2 separate regions of the Homo sapiens genome follow, and region 2 is linked to region 1. Evidence: chromatin loops called from intact Hi-C (ENCODE). Cell type or tissue: CD4-positive, alpha-beta T cell. All regions are shown on one strand. Each heading gives the region's core, and the rest is flanking DNA. Links, peaks and the distances in the headings are about the cores only.

Region 1 (11,068 bases), core at 1,909-9,908:
GTGAGCTGAGATCAAACCATTGCACTCTAGCCTGGGTGACAGAGTGAGTGAGACTCTGTCTCAAAAAAAAAAAAAAGTTAAAAACAAAAAAACTGAAATATAATTAAAATACCATATAATTCACCCTTTAAAGTGTACGACTAAGTGATTTTTAGTGTATTCACAAGTTAAGCAATCATCACATTAATTCCAGAACATTTTCATCTCTCAAGAAAGGAACCCATATCCATTAGTAGTTACTGCCCATTTCCCCTTCTCCCAGCTCCAACAGCCACTAATCAACGTTCTATTTTCTATGGGTTTGCCCGTTTTGGACATTTCCTATAAATGAGATCTTAAAATATGTGGCCTTTGTGACGGACTTCTTTTATTTAGCATAGTGTTTTCAAGGTCCGTCCATGTTGTAGCATGTGTCAGTATTTCATTCATTTTTATGGCTGAATAAAATTCCAAATAAAGCCTTCATTTTGTTTATTCATTCACCAGTTGATAGAAATTTGAGTTATTTCCACTTTTTGCTATTAGGAATATTGTTGCTATGAACCTTTACGTACAAGTTTTTGTATGGATATATGTTTTCAATTCTCTTGGATATATATCCAAGGGGTGAAATGGCTAGGTCGTATGGTGACTCTACATTTAACTTTTGAGGCACTGCCAAACTGTTTTCCACAATAGTTGTGCCATTTTACATTCCCACCAGCAATGGATGAGGGTTCCAATTTTCCATATCCTTGTCAAGACTTGTTGTCTATCTTTTTTATTGTCATCCTAGTAGTTGTGAAGTGGTATCATTGCAGTTTGGTTTGCATTTCCCTGATAACAATGTAGAACATCTTTTCTTGTGCTTACTGGCCGTTTGTATATCTCTTTTGAAGAAATGTCTATTTGGATAATTTGTCCATTTTTAGTTGGGTGGTCTTTGCTGGGTTATGATTTCTTTATATATTCTGAATACTAGACTCTTATTAGACCTATGATTGGCAAATATTTTCTCCTATGCTGTGGGTGGTCTTTTCACTTTCTTGATGGTGTTCTTTGAAGCACAGAAGTTTTACATTTCAGTGAAGTCCAATTTATCTATGTTTTTCTTTTGTTGCTTGTGCTTTTTGTATCAGGAGAAAAGCTTCTTATTTCTGATTTATATTGTCCACATCCTTCATCATTGGTTATTGGAATAATGGTTCATCATTATGCACATGCATAAAGAGTGATGTTATAAGTAATGCAACTGTTTCTTATTGTTATAGATGAGAACATATAAATCCAAAGCAGCACTATCCTTTGAGAAACTAGACCATTATCTGGCTCAGAACATTTTTGAAACCACCCTTTGGGAACGGTTAGTTAGAAACTATATACATTTAACTCAAGTATAACCTCCTTCCAGGAGAAAAAGAGGAAAAAAAGAGTGAGAAGTGTTTATACTGTACTTCTCATTTTCCCTACAGGATTCAAAGCGATTGTTTTATTATTATTTCACTTTCGAATTTGTTTTGGGTAGAATGGGCTTTAGTTCTGTTTTCTCTTTAGTTCCTACAGACAGGGAATATATTTTATCTTTTAAAAACTGAGATTTGATTTAGAGGGAGGCCTAGGAGGTTTTCCACAATCTGGCCACACTCCCCCCTGCCAGTCTCATCACCGATTGCTGAGCTTTCCCTCCCTCTCAGCCCCACACAGGAATGCGGTGTTCCAGCCACGCTGGACAGCCTGCCACTTCCTGAATATGCTCTGCACCTTCACACCTTCCTGGCTTTGCACCCGATACTCCCTCGTCTGAGCCCATTGCCTCTTCTCCACTGAGAAACTCCTCCTGCTTATCTTTTGGGATTCAGCTCAAGCCTCAACTTCTCTATAAAGCCTTCCTCAGGCAGAACTAGGTTCTCCTTCCTCCGTGTTCTTATCTCTCCTGTGCCTCCTCCCTTTGTGGCACTTTCTAGAATTATCTAAATTCAATTCCACTGCAAATTAAAACTGCACTGATATATCATTTTTCACTTCTCAGATTGGCAAAGGTACCTAAGTTTGTTAACACACAGTGTTGGCAAGGCTATGGGAAAACAAGTACTCTCATGCACTGCAACTGGCAGGGGAGATTGATACAACCTCTGGAGGGCAATTTGACAATATCTGTTAAAATTATAAGTGCACATAGCTTTTGACCCAGTCATTCTTCTTCTAGAAATTTATCCCACAGATATTCTTGTACATGTGACATGTAAGGTATGTGCAAGGCTATTCATTACAACAGTTTTCATAATTGCACAAGATTGTCATCAACAGCAGGTTGCTAACATAAATAATGGAAGATTCACATAGTGGAATACTATGTGGTCACTAAAAAGAATGAGAAAACTTTTATGTACAGACATAGAGTGGTCTCAGATATATTGTTAGGCAGACCAGAATAATGGTATGCTAGCATCTGGTTGTTTTTTCTTTTTTTTTCTTTTTTTTTTTGAGACAGAGTCTTACTCTGTCACCCAGGCTGGGGTGCAGTAGCACAATCTCAGCTCACTGCAACCTCTGCCTCCTGGGTTCAAGTGATTCTCCTGCCTTAGCCTCCTGAGTAGCTGGGATTACAGGTGTGTGCCACCACACCTGGCTAATTTTTGTATTTTTAGTGGAGACTGGGTTTCACTATGTTGGCCAGGCTGGTCTTGAACTCCCGACCTCAGGTGATCTACCTGCCTCGGCCTCCCAAAGTGCTGGGATTATAGGTGTGAGCCACCGTGCCCAGCCATGGTTTTTTTTGTTGTTGTTGTTAAGAGAGAATGAAAGATTAAATATGCACATCTATTTATATATGCATTCAATATCTATGGAAGAATACATAAGAAAGCAATAATTTTAGTTGTCTACAGGAAAGAAACTGGAAGCTGGGGCTAGCCCTTTGAGTAAGAGAGAGACTTCTCACTGTATATTCTTTTGTACTTTTGAATTTTGAACTATAGGAATATATTACCTTTTCTGAAGAAAATTGTCGAATAAATTTAATCCTGCAGATATTTACTGCAAGCCTACTCTGTGTCTAGCACCAAGTGTGAGGTGTTGCTTGTTTCTGATTCATCTCCATTACTAAGTTGTGAGCTCCTTGGGGACAATGAGGACAGTCCCGTGTCTTATTCATCTAGAATAGCCTTGAAAACAGAAGTACTCTCTATTCACAATAGCAAAGACTTGGAACCAATCCAAATGTCCATCAGTGATAGACTGGATTAAGAAAATGTGGCACATATACACCATGGAATACTATGCAGCCATAAAAAAGGATGAGTTCATGTCCTTTGTAGGGACATGGATGAAGCTGGAAACCATCATTCTGAGCAAACTATCGCAAAGACAGAAAACCAAACACCACATGTTCTCATTCATAGGTCGGAATTGAACAATGAGAACACTTGGACACAGGGTGGGGAACATCACACACCGGGGCCTGTCGTGAGATGGGGGGATAGGGGAGGGATAGCATTAGAGATATACCTAATGCAAATGACGAGTTAATGAGTGCAGCACACCAACATGGCACATGTATACCTATGTAACAAACCTGCACGTTGTGCACATGTACCCTAAAACTTAAAGTATAATAAAAAAAAAGAAATTAAAAAAAAAAAAAAGAAAACAGAAGCACTCAAAATGTTTTCCTGAACAGGAGCTTGGTCATTTTTCTCCAGATGGATTTTCTGGGCTCCTTTGCTATCTGGATTCCTCAAAGAAAATAGTTACTAAGTGTCAAGCATGGCTTTAGGTGGGTTTTTATTTGTTTGTTTGTTTTATAGCATTCTCCATTCTATAACTGTAGACAACCCATGAAACAGACAAAATGATCTCCATTTTGAAAATAGGAAAGTTGATTCTCAGAGAGAATAGATAAATTGCCCAATGGCCTGGAGCTAGGAAGTGCCAGAGTTGGGATCCAAACCCAGGTGTGTGTGCTGCCAAAGCCCATGCTTTTTCTGTGATACCACAAGTGATGAAGAATAGAAAAAGCCCCAAGCTACACCTACCATGGTTCAAACACTCCCCAACAGGAAGGCAGGTCCTATAGTGGCAACTTTGGAGGTGTGATTTGAGGAGAGTGGATTGGCTCCTTGCCGTTGACTGCCAAAATGCCTGAAATCCTACCACTACAGGTCTGATCTTTAAGTGTTCAACAGCTCATGGTTAATATCTATTTTTAAGTTCCTTTTGAAAAAAAAATAGCAAAAAAGTTTGAAAAATTAAAATTATATATAAATATAGAGTACAGAATGTCTCTTTAAAAACTACCTCTTCCCCAGTATATTAAATAATAAAAAATGACACACAATGGCAGGTGGATCACCTGAGGTCAGGAGTTCAAGACCAGCCTGACCAACATGGTGAAACTCCATCTCTGCTAAAAAATACAAAAAAAAAAAAAAAAAAAATTAGCCCGGCATGGTGGCGGGTGCCTGTAATACCAGCTACTCGGGAGGCTGAGGCAGGAGAATCACTTGAACCCAGGAGGCAGGCGGAGGTTGCAGTGAGCTGAGATGGCACCACTGCACTTTAGCCTGGGCAACAAGGGCGAAACTCTGCCTCACACACACACATAAAAACCACACACACACACACACACACACACACACAAACCACACACACACACTGAAATGTTAATAGTAGTTACTGCTAAGTGGTAGAAAATCAATGATTTTTGCTTTTCTCTATTTTTAATTTTGCTTTTCTAAATTTTCTGTGAAGGGGATATAGTAAAAGCATTTTTTTTAAAAGAAAGAAATGGGATTTTACAAAACAAGTTTCATTTAGGAAGATGGAGGGGCTTCTGAAATCAGTGACCCAAGTTCTAAATGTTTGCTGAAGTCCTTTCCAGTGACCCTGTTGAGGTTATTACCCCTTGTGAAGCAGAAATATTTGCCCAACCTGCTGGCCTGGGATGGCTGAGGACTAGCTCTGCTATCCTGCTGAGCAAGGCAGCCTGGAGCCCGGTTCCCCGGGTGGGGGTCCCTGCCCTCCTCATTTTTAGGCTCTCAGATGCCAAGCCAAACCAGCACTTTCCTGCAGAGGTGTCCAGGTCCTCCTCTGGTCCACTCTGTGACTTATCCCTGCCGGGGCCCTCAGGTCTCTGCTGTCAATGCTGTCTCTTTCCCAATGACAGCGATTCTCCTTCTACCAAAGCAGATGCACTGAGGGCCCATCTAGAGGAACAAAAGGTAATAAGATCTTTGCCTTCAAGAAGCCAAGAAGGGAATGGGTAATTATTGTGAAACTAGTATGCAGTGGTCCCTGAGCTACACACTTTTTTTTTTTTTTTTTTTTTTGAGATGGAGTCTTGCTCTGTCACCCAGGCTGGAGTGCAGTGGTGCAATCTTGGCTCACTGCAACCTCCGTCCTTCCAGGTTTAAGCAATTCTCTGCCTCAGCCTCTGGAGCAGCTGGGATTACAGGCCCATACCACCATGTATTTTTAGTAGAGACAGGGTTTCACCATCTTGGCCAGGCTGGTCTTGAACTCCTGATCTCGTGATCCACCCGCCTTGGCCTCCCAAAGTGCTGGGCTTACAGGCGTGAGCCACCGTGCCCAGCCTAGCTATACACTTCTTATCCATTATTTGTACCCAGTGCAATCCTCACAGTCACCTTATGAGGGAGGTATTTATCTCTGTTTTGTAAATGAAGAAACTGAAGCTCAGAGGTATTACGTCACTTGGCCAGTATGAACATATCAAACAAAATATGCTAAGGGCCCTAGACAGGCACAAAAATTGTAACAAAAGTTCTTTTAAAAAGATTACAGCTGGTGGGGAAGTCAGGCAGAGCTTTTAGATGTTGAACAAGAACAGGAAATTGTGTGCGTTTTTAGAGAGCCAGCTGTCTTGAGAGGGACCACGTTGGGGAGTGCTGAGACAGGACCCTCATGCTCAGGGGCTCACAGTGTTGTGAGCTAAGTGGATAAACAACCAGTCAAGGTGCTGCAATAAGAACTCTGACACTGGTGCAGAGGAATGATTTGATATGATGTGAGATGCTATCATATGATGTAATTGACGTGACGCAATATACATTACAATACATGCAGACCGCTCATCTAAGTGCCTAGCATATAATAAGTACTTAGTAAATGTCATACACTTTCTTTTGGGGCAGGAAACAGAGAATAGTATAAACAAGGTGAAAGGCAAGAAATAATGTGGTGAATTCCAGGAATGCTGACTAGACCAGTCCAGTGGAAGAGAAACATTAGGGAACTTGGGGGCATTTTTACTGACTGTCTGGGAAGATTGCATTCTATCTTGATCTCTACTTCCAGATAAATCTTTCTAAAACACTACCTTGATGATAAAGCTCCCCTACACCAAAACAATCAATAGCTTCCCATTGCCTGTAGAATAATGTCCAATACTGGCAGCTTTGGGACTAGACCTTCAGCTTCCTCATCAGGGCCAACCCTGAAGTTCTTCCCTTCAAAGAAATAGGCTTTTGTGTGTGTGTGTGTGTGGGAAGAGGGAGGGGAGGTAATCTAGAAGAAAAGACTTGCCACAAAAAGAAAAAAATAAGGAGTCCCTTTAGGGTCAGAAGGGACAACCTCTCGTGGTTCGTCAACGAAAGGGGAAGTGAGAGGACTCACTCTTCTCTAGCTGTTGCCTGAAATTTCTTTAGGAAAGGTAAGAGCCTATCTGACTCACACATAAAAGACTGGTTGAGAGTGATGAAAGTGTCTGGGTCCACAAGTCATCAGTAGCGAATGAGCCAGTGGGGAGAGCTTAAGAGGGACTCCCACAGGGTGCCTCTGGGTGTGTGTGTTTGGGGTGGGAGTGGTTGTGGCTGAGGAAGGGTGGTGCTGAGTAGAGAAAAAGATTCAAATGCTGTGAACATAGAAAACAAACCTGCAAGACATCCCCATGTGACCTTGGTCTTAGAGCTGGCCCTATTCATCTTGTACATAGAAACTGTACAGAAGGGTTTTGTCCCATTGATGAAGCTGCTGTGCTTTGTGTAATTGATAAAGGCTTATGTGGTTCATCCTTTCTACTGTCTGTGGAGAAAGCTTTGTTATTAGGAGATTTGTAGGGGGAGACATCACTCACTCCATGGGGCTGCTGATGGAGGACAGAAAGATCTCAGTCAATCCCCAGCACATTCCTAGGCAACAACAACTCATTTAAAATCATTTAAATCCTCAGTTTAACTGCATAAAGCACACATCAGTGGAATCACCTGATCAAAGTTTTATTTACTGGATGAGCAGCTTTCTTGCCACCTGCTCCTTGGGATACCACTGGTGGAGGCTCTTAAGTGCTAATGGATACAGAGAACGGCCGCATGTGCCTGAGAGTGAGCCCCAGGGGAGAAGGTCGTGAACTGAGCAGATTAATGAGAGAGAAGCAAACTTGTTTCTTGAACTGTATGCTTCACTAACACTGATCATCTTAAGAATGAGGACAATGTAAATTTTTTTCTACTCTGAGTGTGTCCAGGCCACCTCTCTTTTTTTTTCTTGCATACCTCATGGGTGCTTATGGGGATGAATTAACCATCATTATTTCATTTAATTCTTAAAACTCTGAGATGTAGGCATTACTACTCCTATTTTCAGATGGGAAGCTAACATTCTGTATGGTTAGACAACTTGTCCAAGCTCAAACAGCTAGTGGCAAACTGGGGTGCAGTTATAAGTCTGTTTGAATCCAAAATTCATGCACTTTCCAGTACATTTTATAAGCATAACCTCCACACTAGGGAAACCAAGTCACAGACCAAGAATGAGGAAGACCAGAAAGCAGCAGAAGGTAGAGACTGACTTCACAACTAAGTGCAACTTGATGAGAGAGAACGACTTAGATAACAAATTAAGAAACATGGATTCTTGCCCTAATCTACACGTATGAGATTCTTGACCTTTTAGGAGAGTAACTTTCCTCTTCTTTGAATTCCCCTAGGTATCTTCCAGGCAGTAGGTGCTGGGGTACCCAACAGTTACAGCAACATGAACCAGTTGTATGTCCTCCAGCAAATCAGCCACTGCCAGCCTCAGACTTTCATCTGTGCTAGAAACAAGTTCTGGATCCAAATGATTTCTGGATCCTTGTGTTTCTTCCAGGTCTAACCTCCTTCTAGGATCTGTCAGCTTCTTGGATGACACTGGGAGGAGAGGCTGGGCTGGAAATTAAGAAGGCAGATTCGGTTTCTATCTGCCAGTGTTCAGGTCCTGACTCCTACCAGCTCTGGTTTACAGCTAGGTCTTTCAGGACAAAACATTAGGGTAATTTTTTGTTTGTTTGTTTTGTTTTTGTTTCTCATTTGTACTGTTAATGGTTCCCCAGCTCACTCCACCCATATAAACGGAAATTTCTGTTAAATAAAATATAAACTTCAATCTCAAGAGGTTTATACATATCTCCTTTGCTATGGCTAGACTCCCCTTAACCCCAAGGCTATTTTTATTTTTACGGGGGCTGGAATCCTCCAGGGACTTAGCTCTAAAAGACGCCTAGTTCATCTGAAGGTCCTCTCTGCACTGATCTCACCATGCCCTAAGAGTGAGAAATCCCTTTTGCTTATTGTACCCTCTGGTTTCCCAGGCTGTAGAGCTTCCTAATGGTTTCCAGACCTACGGCACTATGGGGGCTTCTCGTTTTTGTATTTTTCTAAAATCAATTTTACTGACGGGAGATGGGGAACATTTATAAAAAATGACGTCATCTTGGGCCAGCTACGACTATGTGAAGAACAGCCAGGTAAAGCTTATCAGTTCCTCGCTGTGCCCCAGCCCCCACACCAGCATCCTTTCATTTCCTGCCCAATATTCCCGAGCCACAGGCAGCCATTGTTTCCAGAACCGCTTTGCTTGGAAGCCTTGGTACTGAGGCCTCCCAGCGCTTCCTGTTGTTACCAGGCCTCTCTTTCCTGCTGAAAACAACGGCACTTCCCTGCAGTTTGTAACCCTTTTCAGGCAATTCATTTCTTCCATGAGCTTGTTCAGTGTTTGCAAATGCAGAGTGCTCATTACATTTATTTTAGTTAACAGTTTTCTTATTCTACAAGTAGTGCAAGTTAAAAATAAAGATGAGCAAAAGAAAAAAAATCACCAAATCTCATCCCCTTCTATTAGCACTGAAATCTCTTTGGTGTTCATGCTTTAAGATTATCCATCTATGTAAAGAAAATTTACCACAAGACTCAGGGCTTGAATAGATGACCATTCTCAATAGTGGAAATGGAAGCAGGGAAGCCTGCCCAGAAAGCATTCTCCTGGAGGTTCTCATATATTTCTGAGCAAAAGGGCCTCCCAGGAGCTTAAGAAGAGTGCAGACTCCAGGAGATTCCCCTGCAAATTCTCAGGACTACACTTGGAGATCTTCTTTAAATAGTTTGTTAAATTTGGGAGCGGCTCATGGGGCAATTGAAGAGGTCAGGGAGGAGGGACAGCCCATTGTTATCAGGACTCCAGGAATCTCTTCAATCCAGCTGCCTGCCAGCTGCTCCAATGAGCTTTTGAAAACACAGATCTAATTGTTTGTCTATAGCAAGGAATGCTAAGTTCTTCGTGACCCCTCCCCCAACATCACCCTCTCTAATCAGGTAAACTCCTCACAGTTCTCTTCAGAACACCCCTTCTGCCTTTGCATTCTCCGTCCAGGATGTAAATTGTCCCCAGGAGATGCTTCTCTCCTGCGTTCTTCAGAACCCAGCCCAGAGAAGTCCTCCCTAGGGCTTTTACTGTAACCTCAAATAGAATAACTCACCAAAAATGGGACACCAAGCTCTGCTGCAGTGTCTAGGTTTCTGGACACTATTTTATGGTGCAAATCAAGATATCTGAATTTCTATGAGCTTCTGTTTTGCTCCAGGGAACATACTTGAGGGATAAGATGTAAAGTATTTTAGAGACTCACATTGGCCTCTTCCTCAATTTTCTCTCCATATCTCTGACAGATCCCAACAAAAAGATATGCTTTCTGCAGAGAGACTACACTTTTACCTTTATAGATAATATATTATTCCTTATATAAAATCAGGCAAAAAATAGTAGCAATTTGTGGTTTGTTAAAACAGCAAGGGGTGATGATATTCAAGCTTTTATCCTGAAGTTTTGCAGCTCAAAAATTACTTAGTATTCTCTGAAATGCCTCCTATGGGGAACCAGCATTCATTTCAGAGGCCAGATATTGCAATTATCCAAACCTGCTTACTCCTCTTCTCACTCACAGTTGTTATACCTCTGCTCTCAGCACTGTCTTTAGAAGTAATTTTCACCAGATATACAGTCAGACACCCATATTTGTGGGTTCTGCATCCTTGGATTCAGCCAACTGAGGATTGAAAATATTCAGAAAAAAAAGGATGGCTGTGTGTGTACTGAACACGTACAGGCTTTTTCTCTTGTCATTATTCCCTAAACAATACAGTGTAACAACTATTTACATAGCATTTATGTTGTATTAGATATAAGTAATCTAGAGATGATTTAAAGTATACGAGAGGATGTGCATAGATTACATGCAAATACTACACCGTTTTATATCAAGATCTTGACAATCCATAGATTTTGGTATCCATGGGGGTCCTGGAACCAATTCCCCTTGAGTACCAGGAGACAACTCTTTTTAGGATTAAGGCTCAATGTGAAGATGATACGAAGGATTACTGTCAAATATGTGGGCACCTCCTTATAGGAGGAGGCAGTCATAAATAATATATACAGCAGTGGTCCCAGACCTTTTTGGCACCGGGGACCGGTTTCGTGGAAGACAATTTTTCCATGGACCAGGGTCAGGGGGATGGTTTTGCGATGATTGAAGCACATTACCTTTATTGTGTACTTTATTTCTATTATTATTACATTGTAATATGTAATGTAAATATATGTATATGTTATTACATGTAATATATGCAGTGACAGATCATCAGGCATTAGATTCTCACAAGGAGCCTGCAACCTAGATCCATTGCCTGTGCAGTTCATGATTGTGTTCAGGCTCCTACAAAAATCTAATGCCACTGATCTGACAGGAGGTGGAGCTCAGCTTTGCTGGCTCGCCCGCCAGTCACCTCCTGCTGTGTAGCCCAGTTCCTAACAGGTC
Region 2 (8,000 bases), core at 1-8,000, 130 kb after region 1:
AATGCAAGTAACTTGTTTGTCTATTCCTGACTCCCCCTCTAGGAGGCAACAGGCTGGTGTCCTTAGTGAGACCTCTGTTGAGACATCACTTTCCAGACTGTGGCCTCTTTCTAGAGTATGGGGAGAGGTGGGGGAGGGCATGTCCTCTGAGTAGTCTTCTCGGGAGCCAGGACACCCAGGACAAGTTCATTTCTCTCAAAGCCACTGTGAGAAGTGCCAGATGCCATCATCTGTGTCTTCATTCCCCATCCCCTCCACCCTTAAGAAGGGTGTAGCTGCTTTTCAGCCTTATTTGATTCACCAGCTCCTATTCAAGCACAACCAAGCGGGAATAGTGACACAGAATGTTTCTCTGCAAATGAAACACTATATTCCCTCATTTGTGTGCACACTTACCTGTCAGCTTTCCCCAGGCCCTGCTGTTCATGGGTGCTCATATCTGTGGTGCTGACTGTGCTGGAGGCCATAAGACCAGTTTGAATAAGGCAGAGCACCTGCCCTCACAGGGCTCCCCGTTGAGTGTCAGTGTGGGGAGACAGGTAGCTACAGTGGAGTTGCGTTAATTTTGCATTTCTGCAAATACAACTATAAGCACTTGGTAAGGAGGGGAGAGAGGGACAAATGAAGAGAGGAAGAAGAAGGCAGGAGAGAAAGAACTGTGAAACTATCAAATAATGCTGGAGATTCCACCAGTATGTACTCTACGTGAGTGTGAAGTGGAAAGTGAGTCTCTTGATACCTCATTTGTTCTGGGCTTCTGTGTTGCTCTCTCACTTTGGGCAATTTAAGAGAATTCTTAAGTAACATTGATGTAGGTGACTGTTGCCTCAGGTACTGACTTTAAACCCCGGCTGTGTGTAAGCTGCAGGACATAAACACCTAGAACAAACTATGGTGGGTGAGAGCACAGTGTCTTTAAGAAACACCTTGAAGGGAAGGGTTTAAAGCTGTTCCCCAGGTAAGGTGGTACCTTAATCTTGTGGAACAACAAGAGCTTCTCAGCAGAGTTCCAAGACATGCCAGAGAGCACAGCGCAGTTTTGGGGAAAATGCAATAGTTCACTGGTATTCTAGAAGGAATGTCTGCGAGGAGAGGCAAGAACTGAGGCTAAGCAGGAGCCAGATTACGCAGGCCTTCTTTAGTCTGATATGGAGTTCGAAGTTGCTGTGGCAGGGGTTGGGGAGCTGTTGACACGTTACAGCTGGGGAAGGATGGGAGAAAGCTTGGTTCAGCTGATTTTGAATGTATCAGATGAAGCAAGGGAAGAGGGGAAAGCTGAGGGGAGAGACGCCACATGTCTGAGTTAGGGCGGGGGCTGTGGATCCAGAGGGCAAGGAGAGAATCCCATGATTTTTTTCTTTGGGGAAACTTGATCTTTGGATCTAATCTTATTATCTAGGGGTTTTGTTTTCTGGTTTCTTTGAGTCACTTCTGCATTGAGGAAAGCAGTGTATCATGGCTGGGCAACTTGGTTTTTTCAAAAGCATGTCACCATCTGTTCACTTACTCTGTAGTAAGATGTCACTATTTACAACACAGAACACCTGTACCTTAGACACTTACCATAGATGATAATCTTAAACTTCCCATTGCCCAGATTTTTTTAAACACCTGGTTGCACCATTCATTTCTAAGCAATCACAGAGGATTGCTTAAGGACAGGTTTTTTGCTGGGATTCTAGATTTTATCTTTCTATTAAGCTGAACCATAAGAAGGCTGAGCTCTTGGACATTCCTGCCAGGAACTGATTTTCACTCATGCTTTGGTGTCACAGTCATGGATTTCATCAGATGCCGCTCACTCTGAGAAACAGCATATGTATGACTCTTGCTGTTTCTAACTTGCCATTCTAACTGGCCAGATGTTTCTTTTATAACTAGGTATCAGAAAGCCTTTGTTGAGTAACTGACAGGTTTTCTTAATATGATTCAGGTAATTGAATGTGTTTCCCCTTTTGATCGAGAGGCTCTGAGCCAAATCCATGGCCCTCTTTTAGAAATTGAAAAGAATCTTATTTGCAGATCAGGGTTCTAATGTATTTCCCATCTTAATTTTCTATTCTGATTTAAATGTTTCTAGGGTCCTGGTTTATCATTTATGATTTTCTCTTTTTTGTATGTATCATGTAAGCAGCCTCATCTTTTGTGGCTGGAGAGAGGTATGTATAAGTAATGTAGGTAGGAGTTGCCTTCCTCCTGGACTACTTGATTTTGCTGCTTTGGGCAAAGTCCCTGTGGCAGGCAAGTTCATTTCCAGGCAGCTGAGTGTCTGCCCCGTGCTGGCAACTGTGTGCCCCAGTGCCACAGAGCTTAAGTCAGTACATGCCTCATCACTGTCACACCAGCCCCACAAGTACAAGCGCAAGAAAGGTTTTCACCTTACACACATGCAGAGGGAAGAAGTTAAAGTAAGTTGCCCCAAGTCTCTCAGACTCTGATGAAGCCAGAAACAAATCTTGTTTCTCACTGCCTATGGGATCAGTGATGAAGCTCTGGACCAGCCAGTGGCAAATTTTACTGGCAAGAACTCCTTTGGTACCAGCCTCCTTCCTACAAGGATTCTATTGTTATTTTATGACTACGTTTTCCCCACCCTTGGGCCTTACAGGGCTTTAAAAATAAATAAAAAGGTTCCAGGGCCAGTTAAATATTTATGCTTTTACAGGTAAGAAGAAAAGCCAAAAGCAAAGATCAATAAACACAGAGATAGTTGTCATCTGACAGGCACCTGAGAAACAGTTCCTTTTTTTTTTTTTTTGAGACAGAGTCTCACTCTGTTGCCCAGGCTGGAGTGCAGCGGTGCGATCTTGGCTCACTGGAACTTCCACCTCCCGGGTTCAAGGGATTCTCCTGACTCAGCCTCCTGAGTAGCTGGGACTACAGGCACGTGCCACCACGCCCAGCTAATTTTTTGTATTTTTAGTGGAGACGGGGTTTCGCAGTGTTAGCCAGGGTGGTCTCGATCTCCTGACCTCTTGATCCGTCCGCCTTGGCCTCCCAAAGTGCTGGGATTACAGGCGTGGAGAGACAATTCTTTAACCCTTCTTGCTGACTTGTCTTCTTCTGCCCCTCCCCACTCCAGCTCACCCCTCTCCAGGTGGTCGTCGGGCAGCCTGTGTCTTTCTCCCTCCTGTGCTTTGCCTCACAGAGTTGTGGTCACCAGGAGATCCCCCATTTTTCTGCCTATTTGAATCCTTCCAGGCCCCCTCCTCCTGATGTGGCGACACCTCTCTCCTCAGAACCCTGATAATGTTCACCTCTCTTATTAGGTTATAAACTCTGAGGGCGGGGCTCCCGCATTCCCGTGTTTAGCCAGCCGTCTTGCACATGGCGATATTGGTTTTGATAATCTACCACATCATTCCCTTGTTCTCATGCTGATTGCTTGTTGGTGTCAGCAGGTTATGCCTGCCTTATTACCGCATCCTGATCAGGCAGCTGGTGTTCAGGCAGCTAAGAATCCCTCCCCTCTATAAAATGCATTCTGATAACTATGGTAATGAGACACTGCTAGTAGATGTCTTGGTCAGTGATATTTACCTTCTAAGCACTTTATTTCCTTTTTTTTGTTTTATTATAGGCTGCAAAAATACAATTTCCCAGAATTTTAAGTTAGGGGCATATAAGTAAATCTGCTTCTCTTATGGGTTAAACAGAGTCCCCAGTCTTTTCTCAGAACGTAGAAAGAAACAACTGAACTACAGATTAGCTTTTGGGATGCCACTTGTTTGATGGCCAGTGTCTACATGTTTATTGATCACTCCTTTTGGTTTTTCTTTTTATCTAGAAAATCATAAATATTTTATCGGTCCTGGAACAGTTTGACCTGAAGTTAAAGTTAAAAATTCTCTAGATATTCACATCTTTTTATTTAGTAACATCCAAGTTTTTAAGCTACCTTAACTTGCATTTCTGAATTGTTCAAATGTTATATTTAAGGGATACCTTTATTTCTGAGATTTACAAATTTGTCCACTGATAATAAGAGTCCTATATAACTGGGAGGCTGGGAGGTGCTCTCTAACTTTTACCTCCTGATCTTTCTCCTCTTGCCTCTTTTTCTTTTCGGTATTCCTAGGGTTCCACAGAGCTGAGCCCCTTGGGTCTACCCTTTGTACTCTTCTCACCAACTAGATTGTTGGAGATTTCTCGACCTATGCCTTCAGGTACTACATGATAACAGCTTATTTCCAAAGCCATATCTGTAGTCGTTCCTCTCTTGTGAGCTTGGACCCTGTATCCTTTTGCCTACTGGCAAAGCCCCAGGTGTATCTAAAATTCAGCTTATCTAAAGCATGATTCACTGTCCTTCCTTTCAAAACCTAATTCTTGTTCTGTACAGCCTATTTTCATGAAAAGCACTACCTAGACTCTGTCTGGTTGGCAGGCCAGAAACTTCAGAGGGTGTTGACATGTGTTGGGTTATCCAGGAAACAGACTCTGAGCTGGAGATGCATGTTGAGAAGTGGAGATTTGCATACAGAGTGTGTGCGGGAGCTGTCTCCTGCCTTCAACCCTCCCCTGCAAAAGTGAAAGTGAAAAAAAAGAAAGGTATATTCATCATGACACGCATTCGTGCTGAACCCGGATGCAGCCTCAGAATCCTTCTTAACCCAGTGCCCTTGGCAACTGTTACCATTCCTTGGATTGGCACATGAGATGAAATCTTATCAATATCTGATGGTGTGGTTCACATTGACAGGTATCTCTATAGGCCTCTACACACAAACATCACCATTAACAGCTGGGTGGCACTTTGCTCAGTGAGCAGAGGTGAGCGTTTGTCTAGATAGAGGAAAGAAGACAAGACAGGGAAGGCCAGGAGCATTGGGAGGTGGGTGTCAAGCAGGAGAAGCAGGAGTGGGTGGGTGGAAGTACATGGTCTCCCAGGTGTTCCTAGAACGCCAGCCCTGAAATCAGAGACCTTTGGTGCGAATATTCTTACCATTTCTCTCATCTCTTTTGCTCCAGGTTACGTTACAGTGGATATTTTGGGGGTGTTACTGCCCTAAGCAGAGAGCAGTTTTTCAAGGTGAATGGATTCTCTAACAACTACTGGGGATGGGGAGGCGAAGACGATGACCTCAGACTCAGGTGAACAACAGAGAAAGGTCCCCTTCACGGGGCTCTGCACTCAGTGTGGCTCTGGAGACCTGCATTTATATTTATTCCTTTAGATGCCAGTCCAGCAGGTCACTAGGCTGCAGATTTGGGCTTGAAGGGTGCAGGGGGTGGAGGGAAGGTAGGATGGCCCACATCATTCTGTGCCAGTAGCAGTTTACTTCTGGCCTGGGGGCATTTGGGGTCCAGAAGTGTTGGTGGAGGCCTCATGTACTTGTCGGGAAAGACTTACTGAGACACCAGTGAGTGAGAAACCCCAAACTGCAAGGTGTCTGCTGAACTGCAATTTGGAGACCGGGTTGTTAAGAGCCTCATGCTTTCTGTCAGACCCCTTGGGGACACAGTTCCCAGTGTCCCCCTGCAGGGAGTGCCAGCAGCCTCTGGGGAGCTGCACATGTTGAAGCAGGCAAAGAGGTCCTCTCCTCAAGCGTTAGGCAGCCCTGGCAGCCCTGCACGCTGTGGAGACTGCAGGTGGCCTGACCCCAGGCCTGACTCTGGGCTGTTGACATTACCCTGGGTTCTCTTGGACTGCTTTCTGCTCTGAGGGGCTCAAAGGGAATAAGTCTGGCCTCCACCCACAGCTTCTTCCCCTCAACTTGGATTTGGGGGCCAGATAGTTATAGTTATCCCTGCCTCCCAGAAATAAGTAATTATTCAAGAGCTTAGGCTGGTATCTTTAGACTTGTAATCACAAGGCCATTCTGGGTGTCAGGAGGCCCCCTTCCCTCCTGCTTGTTGCCTCTTGGAAAAGAAATTCTTTTTTTTTTTTTTTTTTTTTTTGAGACAAAGTCTCGCTCTGTCACCCAGGCTGGAGTGCAGTGACGTGATCTCGACTCACCGCAACCTCTGCCTCCCGGGTTTGAGTGATTCTCCAGCCTCAGCCTCCCGAGTAGCTGGGACTACAGGCGTGTGCCGCCGTGTCTGGCTAATTTTTTTGTATTTTTAGTAAAGGCCAGGTTTCACCATATTGGCCAGGCTGATCTCGAACTCCTGACCTCAGGTGATCTGTCTGCCTTGGCCTCCCAAAGTGTTGGGATTACAGGTGTGAGCCACTGTGCCTGGCTGGAAAGGAAATTTCTAACCTGGGGCTCTGAATTATTAGTTACGTGACTGTCAGAAATTTTTTTGTTGCCTCATCATAAAGAACCCAGGGGCTCCATGCTGCTCTTGTTCCCATGTCTAGGCTGAGAGCCTCTGGAATGTTTCTAGCAGGAGGGAGTGGATTCCCCTGACCAGGGGCTCTACAGAAATGGCCGTAGTGATGGGCAACAGCTCTTCACAGCCCAGCCCATCAGCAGCCTATGTGGTCATGGCTTAGGAACTGGACAGAGGGTACGTGCTACATTTCAGGACAAGAGTAGCAAAGGCTAGTGATAAACAATCCCCATTATCTTCCCTAAATGTACTTCACTGGGGTGATTAGTAGAATTTTGCCCTGATCACATATCTTCAGTGTCTTCTTTCCTGCTATGCTTCAGCTTCAAAGTAGAGGGGAGCCTCCAATTTTGCTTTCATTTGAAAAGACCATCATGGCCTTCAGAATGGTTTTTGACTAATGTGGTAGATAAACTAAGATGATTTGAATATGAAAGTTGGTTGAGATTTACTGCTTATTTATTCGCCTGTGCAACAGGCACTACCCTTCTTTGTACTTATATAATACATATAATACATTGCAGAGTACAAGCATGTTCCATGCAGATTATATCATTTGAATATTTGAAATCAACTCCCTATCACCATTGCCATTTTACAGATGAGGGAACTGAGACCTGGAACTGTGAACTGACTTACTGAGGTTGTAAATAACAGAGTCCAGATTTGAACCTAGAATTGTAGCTTTAAAACTTGTGACCATAAATGGCCATTCCTTTCTTTGTTAAAAGAAGGCAACTCTAAGTAAATTGGGGATCCTAACAGACTTGATTCTCCTATTCTTCAGGATGTTTTGAAATAAGTACTTTATCATTTTTTTTTCTTTTTGAAAATGACTAAGTATAAACTAACACATCTCCTTTGTACCCCAGTAATAAATGCTGAATCTCATTCTTTTTTGGGCTTATCGCCTGAAGTTCCACCATTATAAGAAATTGGAAATTTTAGAAGTTTTTCTTTTTTTAATACTCCAATAATCAAGCTGTTTGTGACACTGTGTGTGTGTGTGTGTGTGTGTGTGTATGTGCGTGTGTGTGTATAAATTTTCGCAAATGATGCTTTTTATTTGCCTAGTGGTAGATAAATAGGATGGACTTTAAAAAAATCTCTATTATTTTTCTAGGGTTGAGCTCCAAAGAATGAAAATTTCCCGGCCCCTGCCTGAAGTGGGTAAATATACAATGGTCTTCCACACTAGAGACAAAGGCAATGAGGTGAACGCAGAACGGTAAGTCCTGGCTTCACCTGCCTAGCAGGCTACCTCCCTAGTCTGTTCTGTCAATAAGGACTATGTTGAATTCGATCAGATTTGAGCCAGTTCATTGTGTTAAAAGATTTTTATTAAGCAAATTTTCAAACAGACACAAAAGGAGAGAAAGTGGTGCACTGAACCCTCACGTCTACAGTTCTCAACTCATGGCCTCTCTTCTTTCCCTCAGTTTTTTTCTTACCCCACTGGATTTAGAAATGTGTCACAGATGTCATAGCATTTCATGTGTAACTGCTTCAGTATGTATTCTTAAAATATAAGCAATTTTAAAAAAGGAATCAGAATACCATTATCATACCTAGAATAAAATTAACAATATCTCCTTAATGTCATCAAATGTCTAGTCAGTGTTAAGTACTTTTTTATTTTTAAAACCAGTTGATCAGATCAGTGTCTAAACAAGGTCCACATTGCATTTGAATGATCTCTTTTAATATGTAGGTTCCCTCTCCCT

The links. Peaks named below come from ENCODE experiments on the same cell type or tissue, not always from the same donor. Only the 100,000 strongest peaks of a DNase experiment are listed, where the experiment ranks them.
Region 2: a loop joins it to region 1, with 4 times the contacts of the local background. A loop is called at or near these places in 1 of 110 quality-filtered maps.

The regions. Positions count from the first base shown.
Region 1 is chr3:119,348,026-119,359,093 of GRCh38, reverse strand. The region is part of intron 1 of ARHGAP31 (Rho GTPase activating protein 31); the gene reads right to left. Among named protein-coding and RNA genes, the nearest start is that of ARHGAP31-AS1, 31 kb to the right of the region's middle. RefSeq lists enhancers at 6,982-7,031, 6,829-7,526, 9,048-9,872. In CD4-positive, alpha-beta T cell, for the core only: CTCF peaks have their summits at 5,415 and 5,622; DNase peaks (open chromatin) are centred at 5,653 and 6,723.
Region 2 is chr3:119,215,744-119,223,743 of GRCh38, reverse strand. B4GALT4 (beta-1,4-galactosyltransferase 4) reads left to right here. Exons shown (of 8, transcript NM_003778.4): 6 at 4,972-5,094; 7 at 7,400-7,504. Among named protein-coding and RNA genes, the nearest start is that of B4GALT4-AS1, 6.7 kb to the left of the region's middle. In CD4-positive, alpha-beta T cell, for the core only: no CTCF peak of the experiment used is centred there; a DNase peak (open chromatin) is centred at 4,483; H3K27ac peaks cover 861 bases.